Linked DNA regions of Homo sapiens: region 2 is linked to region 1. A link is an interaction called in ENCODE POLR2A ChIA-PET data of the cell type or tissue named here. Cell type or tissue: MCF 10A. All regions are shown on one strand. Links, peaks and the distances in the headings refer to the core of each region. The heading gives the core; the rest is flanking DNA.

Region 1 (8,280 bases), core at 3,212-5,711:
GTCCCTCCTGGCTCTCAAATTCCACTACTCAATTCTCTGGCCTTTTAGTGATGTCATAGCCAAGCAAGCACAAATGCTATATCTATGTGAGGAAGGCTCTGGAGTATTTGGGAGGACTTGTATTTGGCAGTAAAGTACCTGAATAGAAGTCTGATTTTAAATTTTAAAACAGAACCCCAAAACCAGATCAATGCATATCTTGAAGTAGATTTTAAATACACACTCCGCCATCTAGCTGGCTGTTACCACAATCGCCTCGACTTTGCCACCTATCAGGCTGCTCCCAGAGAAGAAGGGCCAGGCTACACCCCTATCCTAAATCATGTCCTAAATAAATTATGAGGTTATGAAAACAGATCATTTCATACTCAAGGAAGGGCTGAATCTCCTGATCTACAAAATTGTCTAAAGACCAGTGTACATTATTTGGCGCAGAAGACTTTTAGAAAATCACTGAAACATCTAAAAAACAGTTATACATAACTTTCCAAGCTATCTTCATCGAGAGCATTACAGGTGTTTTTGTTACAAACAAGAGAGGGCATTGAAAACAGAGACATATTGCATGAGAAACAAAAAAGGATATGTCAGTAGGGAGAGAAATCTCATTGCTTCAAAAGTCCAGTCAAGCCACTCGTATTTGGGCTCCACGCTGTAAACATACTGTCTACCAGATAAATACACTTGATTAATCTGACCTCCTGGATGACACTGCGCAGGTTCTGATGTTGGGAGTGAATCACAAACTGCAGATGAGAGATCTGCTCCTGGAGAATGGAAATCTCCCTCTGAAGATCCTGGCAACTGGGAATGCAAAGGGAAAAAGACCAAGAGAAAATGATTGGCTCACACGTTCCATAGCTCGTCCTTACTGCTAGCCCTCCTACACACTCTACTGCTACTGGGGATCAGTTGGGTAAGACCCCGGGGCCCCATTATGCCACATAGGACACACTGAAGATAAATAGCTATGAAGCGGGCTCTAATTTGATTGGATTTAACTTGAATGAGAATATCAATTCCCATCAAAATCTCCATTCTGGCCATCTGTGACTCCTCTAGCAGGTAGTGGAATCAAGTTATATTCAGTACGATAAAGCACTTATACGCTAAATTGCCTTGCCTAAGCACCCACAGACCTGGCACCCATCAAACTTCACAGACAATTGCATGCCAATAGCAGAGTCAGAACATGGGAGCAGAAATGGAGATTTTATCTATTAATATATTTATAAGAAACCAATTTCTAATGATTCGGGCTTAGTATATGTTGTGGATTGTCTGTGTTTGTCTTTTTTTATTTTTTATTTTTTGGATTCCTACTTTTGGTAATTCTACTATCATTCCATAGGGAAACGGGGGGAAAAAAGGAGAAGAAAGGAAGAAATTTAATTCCAGCAAATATTTTTGAGTCCACATCCATCATTATGGAAAAAAAAGTCAATTTTGAATTTAGATTATTTATACTTTCCCAAAGCTTCATTCAGGTAACTGGAATTGGTTGTACTGTTTTGGCTGTTTCTCTTCTTGCTACTGTTATTAGAGTTATGAAGCCACATGCACTGTGGCAACACCATCAAGCTTAGAAGCATTGTGACCTCGGAGAAGTCACTTGGCCTTTGCTCTTATCCAATGTCATCCCAATTCTGTTTCTTTCTTTTTTCTTTTTTTTTTTTTTTTTGTTGTTGTTGGTTTGTTTTTTTTCAGACGGAGTCTTACTCTGTCGCCCAGGCTGGAGTGTAGTGAGGCGATCTTGGCTCACCGCAACCACCACTTCTGGGCTCAAGAAATTCTTGCAGCTGGGATTACAAGCATGCACCACCACACCTGGCTAATTTTTGTATTTTTAGTAGAGATGGAGTTTCACCATGTTGGCGAGGCTGGTCTTGAGCTCCTGACCTCAGCTGATCCACCCACCTCAGCCTCTATGTGTATCACAAAGATAGCAGAAATTCATAAAATACTATATAGCATGTTCTAATTAGAAAAAAAGAGTTATTAGTTTTCATTTTGTTTCATATAATGGACTAAAACATTGTTTCAGAGAAATGCACATCTAAACCACTATGAGATACCATCTCGCAGCAGTCATAATGGCTATTATTAAAAAGTAAAAAAATAACAGATGTTGGCAAGGATGCAGAGAAAAGGGAATGCTTATACACTGTTGGTGGGAATGTAAATTAGTTCAGCCACTTTGGAAAGCAGTTTGGACATTTCTTAAAAGGGTAAAAATAGAACTACCATTCAACCCAACAATCCCATTACTGGGTATATACCCAAAGGAAAACCGATCATTCTACCAAAAAGACATGTGTACTCTTATGTCCATCACAGCAGTATTCACGACAGCAAAGACATAGAAACAACCTAGGTGCCTATCAACAGTGGATTCAATACAGAAAATGTGTTATATATACACCATGGAATACTATGCAGCCATAAAAAGGAATGAAATTGTGCCTTTTGCAGCAACGTGGATGCAACTGAAGGTCATCATCCTAAGTGAATTAAGGCATAAAAATAAAATCAAATACTGCACAATTCCACTTATAAGTGGGAGCTAAACACTGGGCAAACACAAACGTAAAGAAGGAAACAATAGACGCTGCGGACTATTAGAGGGGGAAAGAATGGAGGGGAAAGGGTTAAAAAACTACCTGAGTGCTATGCTGGCTACCTAGGTGACAGATTCAATAGTAGCCCAAACCTCAGCATCAGGCAATATACCCACGTAACAAACCTGCACATGTACTCCCACAGGTAAAATAAAAGTTGAAATTAAAACAAAAAATCAGAAGCTTTATTTTAATTGGTCCAATAGAGTCCTGGAAAGAAAACAAAAGAAGTTTACAATTTACAATTACAAAAGAAATTATTGTAATCTTCCAGGACTCTAGAAAGAGACAGGAGGGGAAGATAGGAGAATGTTTGGGAGTACAGCCACAAGAAATCTACAGGGAACAGGACGCCTACAACATTGGTGAGGGGAGTGAAGCAAATGAGGGGCCTGGGAGAAGGATGCAGAGAACAGAAAGAGAAGACACAAAATGACGGGGGAACAAGAACACGCGTCAAGCGTGCTACTCTGTTTTAGATGATAATCGGAAACATGTCTGATTATCATACCTACACAACGAAATCTCACTGTGAAAGTCCATTTCCCTCCTCTTGATTAACACTACAAGCAACTATGAAACTAAGAAAAGCTATGAAAGAAATGTAAACGGTCAATGCAGGCTGAAGGAAGATCACTAACTAGTTCAGCTGTGCCAATATTTTATCTGCTTTTTATAACATGATCATTTAAAGGACCCCATACCTGGCAGAAAGCCTCACTTTGATCTTTTTCTCTTAGAGAGGGGCAGTAGGGAATCCGAACCAAGTAAATAAACAAGCAGTCCCCTTGTTTTTTTTTCCATGGTCCACGGCAGGAAGTGTTTGAAAAGAAATAAGCTGGATGCCTGATTCAGATGAAAACGCTTTGTGCCCATGTAGTTTGAACTGACAATAGCAGCAATACTGAGCCCTCAGTATTTCCAAAATTCAAGTTCAGAGAATGGCTGCATCAGCACACCAGCCTGTATTCACATTAGATTTCAGTTGTCCCTAGACTTGAGGTTCAGAGGCTTCTTGAGGCACGGGAGACTGAGGAAATTTCAGCACCCCCAGCGGGTAAGGTGCCACACCCTAAGGATGTTGCGGGGAGATGGAAGAGCCTTCCAAGGTGAGACCAGACTTTGGATGTTGGCAAACATTCTGAACAAACAGTGAGAAGGCTTACCGCCCACAGAGAATCTTCAGGGGCAGGATGTCTTCAGAAGTCCGGGGAGATTGGGAGTGTGCGAGAGGCAGGACTGAGAAATCTGCAGATGTTGCTCAGAACCCTTGGAGGGTAGAATTGCTGCGAACATGCAGAGGATGGGGTAACTAAGGAGCCTCAGAAGAAAACCTCAGTTACTAGGAAAAGATGACTGGAGGATATAAAGATCAAAACAGGCCAGGCATGGTGGCTCACGTCTGTAATTCAAGCAATCTGGGAGGCCAAGGCGGGTAGATCACTTGAAACCAGGAGTTCAAGACCAGCCTGGCCAACATGGCAAAATCCATCTCTATTAAAAATGCAAAAATTATGCTGGGTGTGGTGGCTCACACCTGTAATCCCAGCACTATGGGAGGCCAAGGCGAGTGGATCACTTGAGGTCAGGAGTTCGAGATCAGCCTGGCCAACATGGTGAGACCCTGTCACTACTAAAAATACAAAAATTAGCCGGGCATGGTGGCATGCGCCTGTAATCCCAGCTACTTGGGAGACTGAGGTACAAGAATCGCTTGAACCCAGGAGGTGGAGGTTGCAGTGAGGCGAGATCGTGCCACTGCAATCCAGCCTGGGTGACAGAGCAAGACTCCGTCTCAAAAAAAAAAAAAAAAAAAAAAAAAAGATCAAAACACAGAGGGCAAACAGAAATTGGGTCCATAGCTGGTGCTAAAATTCAAAATTGCTCCAGCAAGGAAAGTAAAAGAAGAAAAGATAAAAATAACAGAAAGAGCAGCTATGACCCACTTAATGGTCAGACTCAGGACTTTCCCAGGAAGTAATGAGAAAGAGCTTAAGACGCCTCGCAGAGGCAAGCTGGCTTTGAATATGCACGAAATATAAAAATACTGTAAGCTGTTAAAGGTGAGTAAGGTGAGAATTTAAAATGGTTCTTTTTGTGTCCCATGACCCAGAACCTTGGAACCAATGGGAAAAAAAGATGGCTTTAGGCACAGAGAACATAGGTTGTTATTTTTCTATCAAAAATCCCAAGCTCAGAAAAATTTCCCATGTACTCCTTGAAGGTATTACCATAGCGTTCACTGTAAGTAAAAAAAAAAAAAAAATTGAAATTGGCCTCAAAATAGAAGAAAACTATTTCTAGAAGCACTCTTGAAAACACATGGCCTTGGGGCTTCACTTGTCTCCATTAACACACTAAAACAGTGACTAAAGGCCATTGCAGAAAATCTCTATTAGGACTGTCCAATAAATATGAAGCCTAGTCATCCATTTAAGACCTTTAAATGTAAAAATATATCTAAGTAAGCTGCCACTTGATCTTCTTTTGAGCTTTGTTATTTATCTTTCTGTTAAAGCACTCAGTCTTTTTTTTTTTTTAAACAAAGTCTCACTCTGTCACCCAGCCTGAAGTGCAATGATGCAATCTCGGCTCACTGCAACCTCCAGCTCCTGGGTATAAGTGATTCTCCTGCCTTAGCCTCTTGAGTAGCTGGGAATTACAGGCACCCATCACTATGCCCGGCTAATTTTTCTATTTTTAGTGGAGACGGGGTTTCACCATGTTGGCCAGGCTGACCTCAAGTGATCTGCCCACCTCAGCCTCCCAAAGTGCTGGGATTACAGGCATCAACCACTGCACCTAGCCCAATCTTAATAAAGAGGTACACAAGCAAAACTGGAGGAAGAAAACATAAGGAAGGGTCAAGCCTAAAAAAAGGAGGCAAATGTCTGTATCTGGGATTCATGCTCTGCCTTCCAATGTCTCAACATAATTTTTGATCATGTTTTCCTCTACAATGCAACTGAATAAAAATATAAAGCAAATGTTGAAATTAAAGCAGAATTGAAAAGCTTTGGCTTCTAAGAAAATGTAGAATACATGCTTTTCCCCATTGTTCCTGCTAAATACAACTAAAAGCCCTGGATATTGTATATGAAAAAAAAAACACAAGAAGACTCTGAACAGCGGAGAGAAGAAGGCAGACTGGCTCTGGAACCTGGGATCCAAGAAATGACACAATGGTGAATCCTCTGGGGTTTCTTTTTATCTCACACATCCCAGACTTGGAGCTGGAAAAAAACAGCAGCCTGGAATGCCAATGGGGGCAAGCAGAAAAAGCCCCAACAAAAAGAGAAGAGAATCTCTGCCCTACCCTTTTGAAGGAGGGAATTGAGGATTCTCTCTCAATTCATCACTGAAGGAGGGGGAAGAGACAACTATTTCTGGTTCACTTCCTGTTAGATTCCTTAGCATTCAAGAAAGGAAGTCAATCCTATCTTTAACTGCAGAAATGTGAAAAGAAATTACTTTGCCTCTAATTAGCAACATGGGATGATCATAGAAGAAGCACTTGACAGGAAGCCCACCCTCAATTTCTCTACTCCCCAACGTCTCCCAAAGGGTTGGTGAAAAGAAACTGAGTTCATGGAGAACTTCTCTCCCTCCACTCCTCACAATACTCGACAATCTATCTTTGGGTCAACTTATACCATAGCGGGTAGCATTATTGGACTTTCTCACCGTGCCCTCTGTTCCCCCCTGTTCCAATGGCTTTTATTGAATTGTGTTGGCATCATGCTATTCTGTTTAGATGATGTTCTGAGGTAAGCCTTTGTGTTTATTACAAGGGGTAAGCTGAAAACATTATTCAGGGTTCTTTTTATGACCATACCCTGGGCAATTTTCTTTCTGGCTTTATAGATAGATAAGAAATAACTGAATGATCGCAAACACCTGATTGGTTTTAATCATGTGGAATTGTGACTCAGAAAACTAATCATCATTTCCTGTTTGGGTTGGCTGCTGGAAAATTTGAAACTGAGTCAGTGATCCCCTGTGAGCAAGTCTGTAGCATCCATGGGCCTAATTTTGTAAATGTAACCTTATGGTATACCTATTCTTATATCTCCTTGTCCTCATCATCTAATTTTTTTCTAATTTAAGTAATCATATTATATTTTACATAGTTTTTATAAATAACCTTAGATTTTCTTAAAAATTTCACAAAGGGCATGAATAGCCTGAGCATGGCCATATTTACACAACTCAAGAATATAACATGTTTAAATCTTTATAAAGTACATTTCTTATCAAGGATTCATGTAGTAAGATGTTGATGAGAATGAAAATTCCAGAAGAAGCCAAAAGAACTAGGTGCTGAGACAAAGGAAATAAAAGTAGCAACGAAAGCCATGTTGCAGGCTCTAAGAGGCTACTTCTGGGTACACTACAGATTATAGAGGCATTGGAAATGTGAATAGCCCTACATAGAAATCCCACAGGATACAGAAGATAGTGAGATTAGTGGCATCGTAGAGCTTCTCTGAAGCTATAAAAGAATCTTACTACCATCTGTGGGGACTCATACTGCCTTCTGTTTAGGATCCAATGTTTCTCTGGACTTCCATGAGTGTAAACATCACTGACTATGGGCCCCCAGTGGAATAAAGGATAACTAGGGACCACAACCACAAGAAGAGAAGAGGTCAGATCCTTACCATTCCCAGGCCAGACTAAGGGAAAGAATCAGCTTGGATGTAGGTGTAGCCCTGTTTGCATTTCAACAAAATTCATGAATGTGTCTTACTATTTTCTATAAAATTCTTCTTTATTATTATTTTCATTGGTGGTACCAAAGGGGTGCCTTGAGAGAACACTCCCACCCCAAACTACTGCAGATAAATGTACAATTTAAGTGGCAACCATATGCTTTGACATGCAACCTCAGCTTCAAGGTCTTTCCTCCTCTAAGGAGTTTCCATTCCTAAGCAGCATCTATGTAAATACAGAGGGGCCAACACTGTTTATTTTTACAGCTCCCTGTATTAGTCTGTTCTCATGCTGCTATGAAAACATACCCGAGACTGGGTAATTTATAAAGGAAAGAGGTTTAGTTGATTCACAGTTCTGCAGGGCTGGGGAGGCCTCAGGAAACTTACAGTCATGTTGGAAGGGCAAGTAAACATGTCCTTCTTCACATGGCGGGCCAAAACCATGCAGCAAGGAGAAGTGCAAAGCAAAAGGAGGAAAAGCCCCTTATAAAACCATCAGAACTTGTGAGAACTCATGAGAACAGCAGCATTGGGCTAACCGCCCCCATGGTTCAATTACCTCCCACCAGGTTTCTCCCATGACATGTAGGGATTATGGGAACTACAATTCAAGATTCTCATCTTTTCGGGTGGGGACACAGCCAAACCATATCAATCCCAAATATGTTTCCCCAAAAGATAACTCTTAAAAAGGCCTGCATATTTGTTCGTGATGTGGCAGGGCAGATGGAAAAGTTGGAAAATGGCTTTTTGCTAGTCGTCACTCAGAGGAATGAAGAACCCAGTTTAAGAGATCTTCAGAGGTTTCTAGAAATAAAAGAAAGATGGTCAAAATCTTGTATAGCAGAATGAGCTAATGCTTTGCTATGTATGAGAATGTAGGAGCAAAATCTCCGAGCTCTATAATTTCTGAGAGATTGAGCAATCTTGGACAACTCAATTAGAAC
Region 2 (8,280 bases), core at 2,673-5,172, 100 kb before region 1:
TAGATCATGTTCCACATAATTATAAGGTTTATTTATTTTTTATTTATTTTTTATTTTTATTATACTTAAAGTATAAAACTTACAGTTTTAGAGTACATGTGCACAACGTGCATGTTAGTTACATATGTATACATGTGCCATGTTGGTGTGCTGCACCCATTAACTCGTCATTTAACATTAGGTATATCTCCTAATGCTATCCCTCCCCCCTCCCCCACCCCACAACAGGCTCCCGTGTGTGATGTTCCCCTTCCTGTGTGCATGTATTCTAATTGTTCAATTCCCACCTATGAGTGAGAACATGCAGTGTTTGGTTTTTTGTCCTTGCAATAGTTTACTGAGAATGATAGTTTCCAGCTTCATCCATGTCCCTACAAAGGATATGAACTCATCATTTTTTTGGCTGCATAGTATTCCACGGTGTATATGTGCCACATTTTCTTAAGCCAGTCTATCATTGTTGGACATATGGCTTGGTTCCAAGACTTTGCTGTTGTGAATAGTGCTGCGATAAACATACGTGTGCAAGTGTCTTTATAGCAGCACGATTTATAATCCTTTGGGTATATACCCGGTAATGGGATAGCTGGGTCAAATGGTATTTCTAGTTCTAGATCCCTGAGGAATCGCCACACTGACTTCCACAGTGGTTGAACTAGTTTACAGTCCCACCAACAGTGTAAAAGTGTTCCTGTTTCTCCACATCCTCTCCAGCACCTGTTGTTTCCTGAGTTTTTAATGATTGCCATTCTAACTGGTGTGAGATGGTATCTCATTGTGGTTTTGATTTGCATTTCTCTGATGGCCAGTGATGATGAGCATTTTTTCATGTGCCTTTTGGCTGCATAAATGTCTTCTTTTGAGAAGTGTTTGTTCATATCGTTTGCCCACTTTTTGATGGGATTGTTTTTTTCTTGTAAATTTGTTTGAGTTCATCGTAGATTCTGGATATTAGCCCTTTGTCAGATGAGTAGATTGCAAAAATTTTCTCCCATTTTGTAGGTTGCCTGTTCACTCTGATGGTAGTTTCTTTTGCTGTGCAGAAGCTCTTTAGTTTAATTAGATCCCATTTGTCAATTTTGGCTTTTGTTGCCATTGCTTTTGGTGTTTTAGACATGAAGTCCTTGCCCATGCCTATGTCCTGAATGGTATTGCCTGGGTTTTCTTCTAAAGTTTTTATGGTTTCAATTCTAACATTTAATTCTTTAATCCACCTTGAATTAATTTTTGCATAAGGTGTAAGGAAGGGATCCAGTTTCAGCTTTCTACATATGGCTAGCTAGTTTTCCCAGCACCATTTATTAAATAGGGAATCATTTCCCCATTTCTTGGTTTTGTCAGGTTTGTCAAAGATCAGATGGTTGTAGATATGCGGCATTATTTCTGAGGGCTCTGTTCTGTTCCATTGGTCTATATCTCTGTTTTGGTACAAGTACCATGCTGTTTTGGTTACTGTAGCTGTGAAGAAAGTCATTAGTAGCTTGATGGGGAAGGAAATAAAGGGTATTCAGTTAGGAAAAGAGGAAGTCAAATTGTCCCTGTTTGCAGACGACATGATTGTATATCTAGAAAACCCCATCATCTCAGCCCAAAATCTCTTTAAGCTGATAGGCAACTTCCACAAATTCTCAGGATACAAAATCAATGTGCAAAAATAACAAGCATTCTTATACACAAATAACAGACAAACAGAGAGCCAAATCATGAGTGAACTCCCATTCACAATTGCTTCAAAGAGAATAAAATACCTAGGAATCCAACTTACAAGGGACCTGAAGGACCTCTTCAAGAAGAACTGCAAACCACTGCTCAGTGAAATAAAAGAGGATACAAACAAATGGAAGAACATTCCATGCTCATGGGTAGGAAGAATCAATATCGTGAAAATGGCCATACTGCCCACAATTTGACTTCCTCTTTTCCTAATTGAATACCTTTTATTTCCATCCCCATCAAGCTACCAATGACTTTCTTCACAGAACTGGAAAAAACTATTTTAAAGTTCATATGGAACCAAAAAAGAGCCCGCATTGCCAAGTCAATCCCAAGCCAAAAGAACAAAGCTGGAGGCATCACGCCACCTGACTTCAAATTATAAGGTTTATTGACATTATTTCCCAAAAGTATAGTTTTAAAAAAGTAATCATATAGCATGTGATTCTTTGCTATCATCAAACCTTAATTAGCTAGCTGTTATTTTTATTTTTTTGAGATGGCGTTTCACGCTTGTCGCCCAGGCTGGAGTGCAATGACACGATCTCGGCTCACTGCAACCTCTGCCTCCGGGGCTGAAGCAATTCTTCTGCCTCAGTCTCCCGAGTAGCTGGGATTACAGGCATGGCCCCCATGCCTGGCTAATTTTTGTATTATTAGTAGAGATGAGGTTTCACCATGTCGGCCAGGCTGGTCTGAAACTCCTGACCTCAGGTGATCCACCCGCCTAGACCTCCCAAAGTGCTGGGATTACAAGAGTGGGCTACCATGCCCAGTCAACTAGCTGTTATTCTTTACAACTTATATCATCATATATGGCCAAAAAATAAGGCAAGATAATTTCCCAAATTATACCTTAAAAAAGAGATAGTTATCTTAACATTGGAGTCCTTATAGTTCTCTTATAAGGAAACAATCATCAAATTAATTTGATAAAAGTGTACTTTGAGAAGGAAAGACATATTTGCTTGAAATTATATTAATCAATGTTAGTTTAGATGCCTGAAAAAAATACCTTATAATTGGTTAAAAGGCCAGCAAGGAATTTAAGATGATTTAATAATCATTCCTGAATATATGACATCACAGCTTGAAGTGTTTGCAGTTTAAAAAGCAGCAAAATTAACAAAAACACTGGTTTTAGGTAACAGCTTTTGGGAAAATGGAGAAATCACCATATATTCATTTGTACTTATATGGTAAGCCCATATGACATTTTATTTTGCACCTCACCGTAAAGCTACCAGCAAAGCAAATATAATTAAACATTTTATATGGATTTGCATATGACTATACTTATGTCCACACATACAATTATATATGCTAATAAATGACTATATTTATGTATGTGTATTGTCATATGACTTGTAGAAAATGAATTATTCTTTCCTATTTGCTTAGTTCTTATTTTTATAACTTTTCTTCTCTTTAACTAGTTTTTAAAATTGATTAAACAATGTTGTAATTATTTCTAAAATTCTGCTTATAGGTTTTTTTAATAAAGATGTCAAATATTCATAGACAGGATCATGGCATACCCACACTACTGTGACTTCTTGGCAAGTTAGGACATTCATCAAGGCTATATGTGAACATCACTCGTGAAATTATTTGGGCCTTTCCCACAGCATGTTCCTCTAACATAAGAAGAAAAAATTAGACAAAATTACAATAATCTCAAATGAGGTCCAAGTATATCTTCATTACACATTCTAAGAAACAGGCAACATGAGGTTGGAACTGGGAAGGTTAAGACCTCACCACAGAGTAGATGCAGTAGGTACAATTGTGAAAACATAGCCAGTTTAATGAGCAGATATCTAAAATAGGTCTTTATGAGCTACACATTTAAAGTAATTTGCCAGTAGAAAGTCTCTTAAGCATGTATATATTTCTCAAAGTTACATATTCGTTGTGAAGAAAACTAGCATGGCCTGGAAGTCCAGTCTTATGACTTGTTAGTCACACTGTGAGGTTTTCTCAAACTGGAGAAGGGTGGATTTTTATTTGTGATTAAACAGACTTCTTCACATGAACAGAAAATCAGCAGGAGGTAGGGGCACACCCGTGCATAACTTTCTGGTGAAGCCTTCCCTGCAATCGCAAGAGAAGGGTTACGAAATCTCGGATCTCATCAGTGAGGGGGTCAAGTCAAGAGAAATTTTTAAGAGGATGGTGAAGGATGAAAGGCATTATCATGACCAGAAGGTCAGTGACTCATGCTACTAAAGACAAGAGAGAAGAAACCAAATATATTTGTTGTTTAAAGCTTACAAATGCTGGTTTTCTCTTAGAACCCACCTTTATTTTTCCTTCATGTTCTGCACTGCATCCCCCATACCTGGCAGTGTACCAGGCACAAGTTGCTTAATAAATGTTTGTTGAATGAATAAATCATTGTGCAAACCTCTCAAATCTATCTTCATTCTGCATTTCAATTCACTTTCTCCACTGCTTATAGATCATTATATTAAAGTATATGCAAATACTTTAATAAAGCATAGTGTTTTCTCTATAGAACAAATATCTTTTGTTTCCTTATGTGTATTTTAAGGGTAATTTAAAATTAACTTTATTTTTATTAAGGTAATACATCTCATAATTTAAAACAAAATCAAAATCTACAGTTCTTGTGGAACAGTGCAGATCGCCTCCTAAGCCCTGGTCTTAATCCCCACAGGCAAACATTTGACTCTTTAGCAGCTTTTGTACTTTTATATGTCTAATTGGTTTGCCTATCCTGCTATTTCTTTATTTAGCAACTTTACACATTATTTATTGATTTTTGTTATGATGATTGAGGGTTTAGCTGTCTTCTCTGCACATATACACAGATAGTCTTTCCCTCTGCCATCCTCCACATGTAGTTTTATTGTAGGTTAGGGTTAATTCTCTTGTTGGCATTCCCAATATTTTTATTATGTCCAGATCTGAACAAAGTGGTATTCTATCATAATGTTTCTTTTTTCTTGCAACTTTTTGTTTCTCATGGAGTTAATAATATCCTTTTAAAATTAGTTCAGCACACTCCGTACCTATTGTATATTATTCACAATTGCCTCTGACTGATCTTTAAGACTGTAACAGAGTGATCTAACTGTGGTAACAACTCTAAAAAATCTTCGTGGCATCATACAATACAAGTTTACTTCTAGCTCATGTGGTAGTCCAATGTGTGGCAGCTGAGGTAGCCATGTCACACCCTAATTCAGGTTCATGACTTTTCATCTAGGGGCTTTCATGTCTTCTAGGGGCTTAGAGCTCTTCGTTGGTTCTTCGCATCTGCGCACTAGTAAGGGAAGAGGGGAAGTGTGGAGGATCTCAGGGGTTATTTTATGGGCATACCCTGGAAGCGATGTACATGACTTCTGCCCACAATCCATGAACCAGACCTCAGTGACATGCCTCCCCACCTGCAAGGGGCTAAGAAATGAAATCTAGTGTGGTGCTCAGGAAAAAGAGCAGAACATGGAATCTGGCGGGCACTTCCCGCTATCTACTGTATTTTCAAATGCACATGTGTATCAAACAATCTATCATTTTCTTTCCATTTTTTTTTTTCTTGGAGACATTCCTACTGCAAGCCATCTGTTCACCTCTCTTTAGGCCTGCTTCACACTTATTGCTCTGGAGAATTTATTTTACTGCCTCTTATGTTGGGCCTGCATTTTTGGGGTTTCATCTCTTCCTCTTTCTTGATTTATAAGCTTGTTTGGGGAACTGTTACTTTAAAATGGCACACAGGATGTATATTTTTTAAGTCCTTGCATATCTGAAAATTTTTTAAAATCAAGCTTGGCTGACAGTTTGTCTTGATATACAATTCTAAGTTCAAAATAATTTCATTTAAAAAATGTGAAGGCATTCAAAGAAACTTCTGGATCCATTATTGCTCTTGAGAAATCCAATGCAATTTTTTTTCCTTGTATGTGATCTGCTTTATGTCTCTGGAAGATGTTTTAGGTTTTTCTCTTTATTCCTGCATTTATTTTATCTCAGAATGATATATTTCGATGAGTTTAATTATTTGATTAATTTAAAGGATTGTTTTCCTGGACGTTTAGTGAAACTTTCGATCTCCAAAGTTCATCATCTTCATTTCTGGTATTGTTTTTGCATTGTTTTCAAATTAGTGTTTTTATCCTTTTCTGCATAGAAAGAAGTCTTTTCTAGAGCTTTCTGAGATTTCCATTAGTCAGAATTTTTTTCCATTTTTTGAAAATTTTCTGCAGCTAAATAGATTTTTCAACTTAGTCTTCTAACCCATCTGTCAGTTTTTTTGTAAATGTTGAGTATATTTTCAATTTCAAAAGATTTTTTTCCTGTTTTGTATATAAATTTCTTTTTTATTCATTATCTCTAGGAGCAGGGTAAAAAGGCATGTGTTCAGTTCATCTTGTTGAACCACAAATTACTCTAGTTTACTTTCTCCAGAAAATAAACCTCCAGTCTCCTGGAAGCTGGATTGAGCAGATGGAGGAACTTATGGTTGGTTGATTGTGTGACAGTGGGGAAGGGAACTCTGGGTCCAAGCATTCCAATATACAGACGTATAACCAAACCCCTGTGTTTACCCCACCACCTGGCCTCCTTCTATGCTGAGATTTCTGCCTCCTAGGCCTGAGCCTGCCCAGGTTTTGCAGGAAGAATTGGCTTGCTTTTTACCATAATCTCTCCTGCAGGCATGCAGTGTATAGAATCCTCTGCTCTTCCAAATCAGTTACCACGCCTGCATCTGATTTAGCTTCTTCCAAAATTCATTACAAGTTTATGTGTTATTTTATCTGCTTATTTGTCTTTGTGATTCAATAACATTTAAAAAAATTCATTTATTCTTGTAATAAAGCAGTTTGAGGAGAGATGAAATACATGTGATAATCTTGCCATTTGTAACTACACATCACCCCATGTACATTAATGTTTACCTCAGTGCCATATTGATTGAATTAGACAGATGTTATGTCTACTTAAGTTATGCTACATAAACTCCAGGTACAGGAAGATGTTATTACTATTATTATCATGACACACAATGCTGTCACCTTGTTTTCACTGGTTTTCCACTGTTTTTTATTCTGCTCTACCTCTGGTCAAAGTGGCCTTCATGGAGTGGCCAAGCAACATTTCTCTTATGTCTTCCTACTCTTTCTCTTCCTTGGAACCCCTCTTCCCAGGGAAGGAAATGTTCCACCACTCTCTGGTAGTGTCACTATGTAACACTACTGAATCTGAGCCTTGGAACCTCGGAGACAGGACCATATGTGGCAAGTCACTCCAGGAGAGCTATCCCTGCAAGAGTTGGCCCTATAAAGCAGGTGACACACTTATCTAGGGAAAGGTGGCAAGGAGAGTCATCAATAAATGTGTGTGTCAGATTTTCTTATGGCAGGAACCTTTTCTAGAAGTTGCAGTGAGGTAGTACAACACAGTGACCACTGTGAGCTCGGCATTCAGGATCAATAGACCTGTCTTCCACCTTTTGAACTTCATCACTTTGGACAGATTTACTGCGACTTTCTCAACCTCAGTTACCTCATTCTGAAAATGGAGACAATAAATATAATAGACGCCTTGCCTATTTCACAGTAATGTTGTGAAAGCCAAATGAGATGAAACTCTATTGCATACAGGAAATAATAGCTATTAGGACTAATGTCAGTAGTGAACACATGAACTAGATAAAGAATATGGGTTATCATTGTATAGCACAGAGGGTGATTTTAAGTCAATGTGTTAACAGTGGAAAAGATTCAAGGCTCTTATGTTCTTTCTTTTATTTCTGTCTGGGCCCATGGACACACACTTCTTATATACTTAGATATTGCTGTTAAATGCAAAGTAGATTTATCATAAATATAGATTCCAAGCATACATACTTTGAAAATCTACAGGCTGAGCCTCAAAGACTTTTATGCAGTAGATCCAAAATAATTTTTAGGAACTGGATCTTACTTGGGGAGAATGGAATAGATTGTTACCAAAATTATAAGTATAGCCAACACATTCATAGAACTTACTGTGCCAGGCACGTTCTACACACATTACTGATATGAAGTCAATTCTTCACAATAACACTATGAAGACATTATTATTACTCTTCTTTTCAACTTTCAAGAACATTGAAGGACATAAAATAGAACTTCTTTAATAGTTTCATAATAGAATAGACAGATTTCTATGAGACCAAAATGTTTTCTCTAATATTCCATTTTTCCACTAGTTTGCTATTGTTTGTTTTGTGTTTTGGTTTGGGCTATTCCTTTGCTCCCTTCTACAAGAAATTCTCTGGGAGCTGATAACAGCAGTGCCTCCCAGATTGTCTCTAGGGCATCGAATAAGAAACAAGTTAAGTAATTAAAATTCAAGCAGTCATTGGCATCTCGTTGTTTACTAACATGAATGCAAGACACAGGTTTGGAACTTTTAAATTTTGTTCACAGAGGAGTAAATCGGTTGTTATTATAATGTACCTAACCTTGTATTCTTACCTTTACTACCAGTCTGTAAATTAGGGATGTCTGAATGTGTCTAAAATGGAATCCCAAGATGGGCAGCCAGGATCTTTGC

The links. ChIA-PET counts read pairs that join two places held together with the same protein. Peaks named below come from ENCODE experiments on the same cell type or tissue, not always from the same donor. Only the 100,000 strongest peaks of a DNase experiment are listed, where the experiment ranks them.
Region 2: POLR2A ChIA-PET joins it to region 1 with 5 read pairs; 2 of 35 experiments call an interaction of 5 or more read pairs at or near these places.

Annotation. Positions count from the first base shown.
Region 1 is chr18:54,918,573-54,926,852 of GRCh38, forward strand. It overlaps CCDC68 (coiled-coil domain containing 68), which reads right to left. Exons shown (of 12, transcript NM_025214.3): 9 at 699-804. Among named protein-coding and RNA genes, the nearest start is that of CCDC68, 37 kb to the right of the region's middle. In MCF 10A, for the core only: no CTCF peak of the experiment used is centred there; no DNase peak of the experiment used is centred there.
Region 2 is chr18:54,819,562-54,827,841 of GRCh38, forward strand. It overlaps a transcript of RAB27B not described here. Among named protein-coding and RNA genes, the nearest start is that of RAB27B, 4.8 kb to the right of the region's middle. In MCF 10A, for the core only: no CTCF peak of the experiment used is centred there; a DNase peak (open chromatin) is centred at 3,790.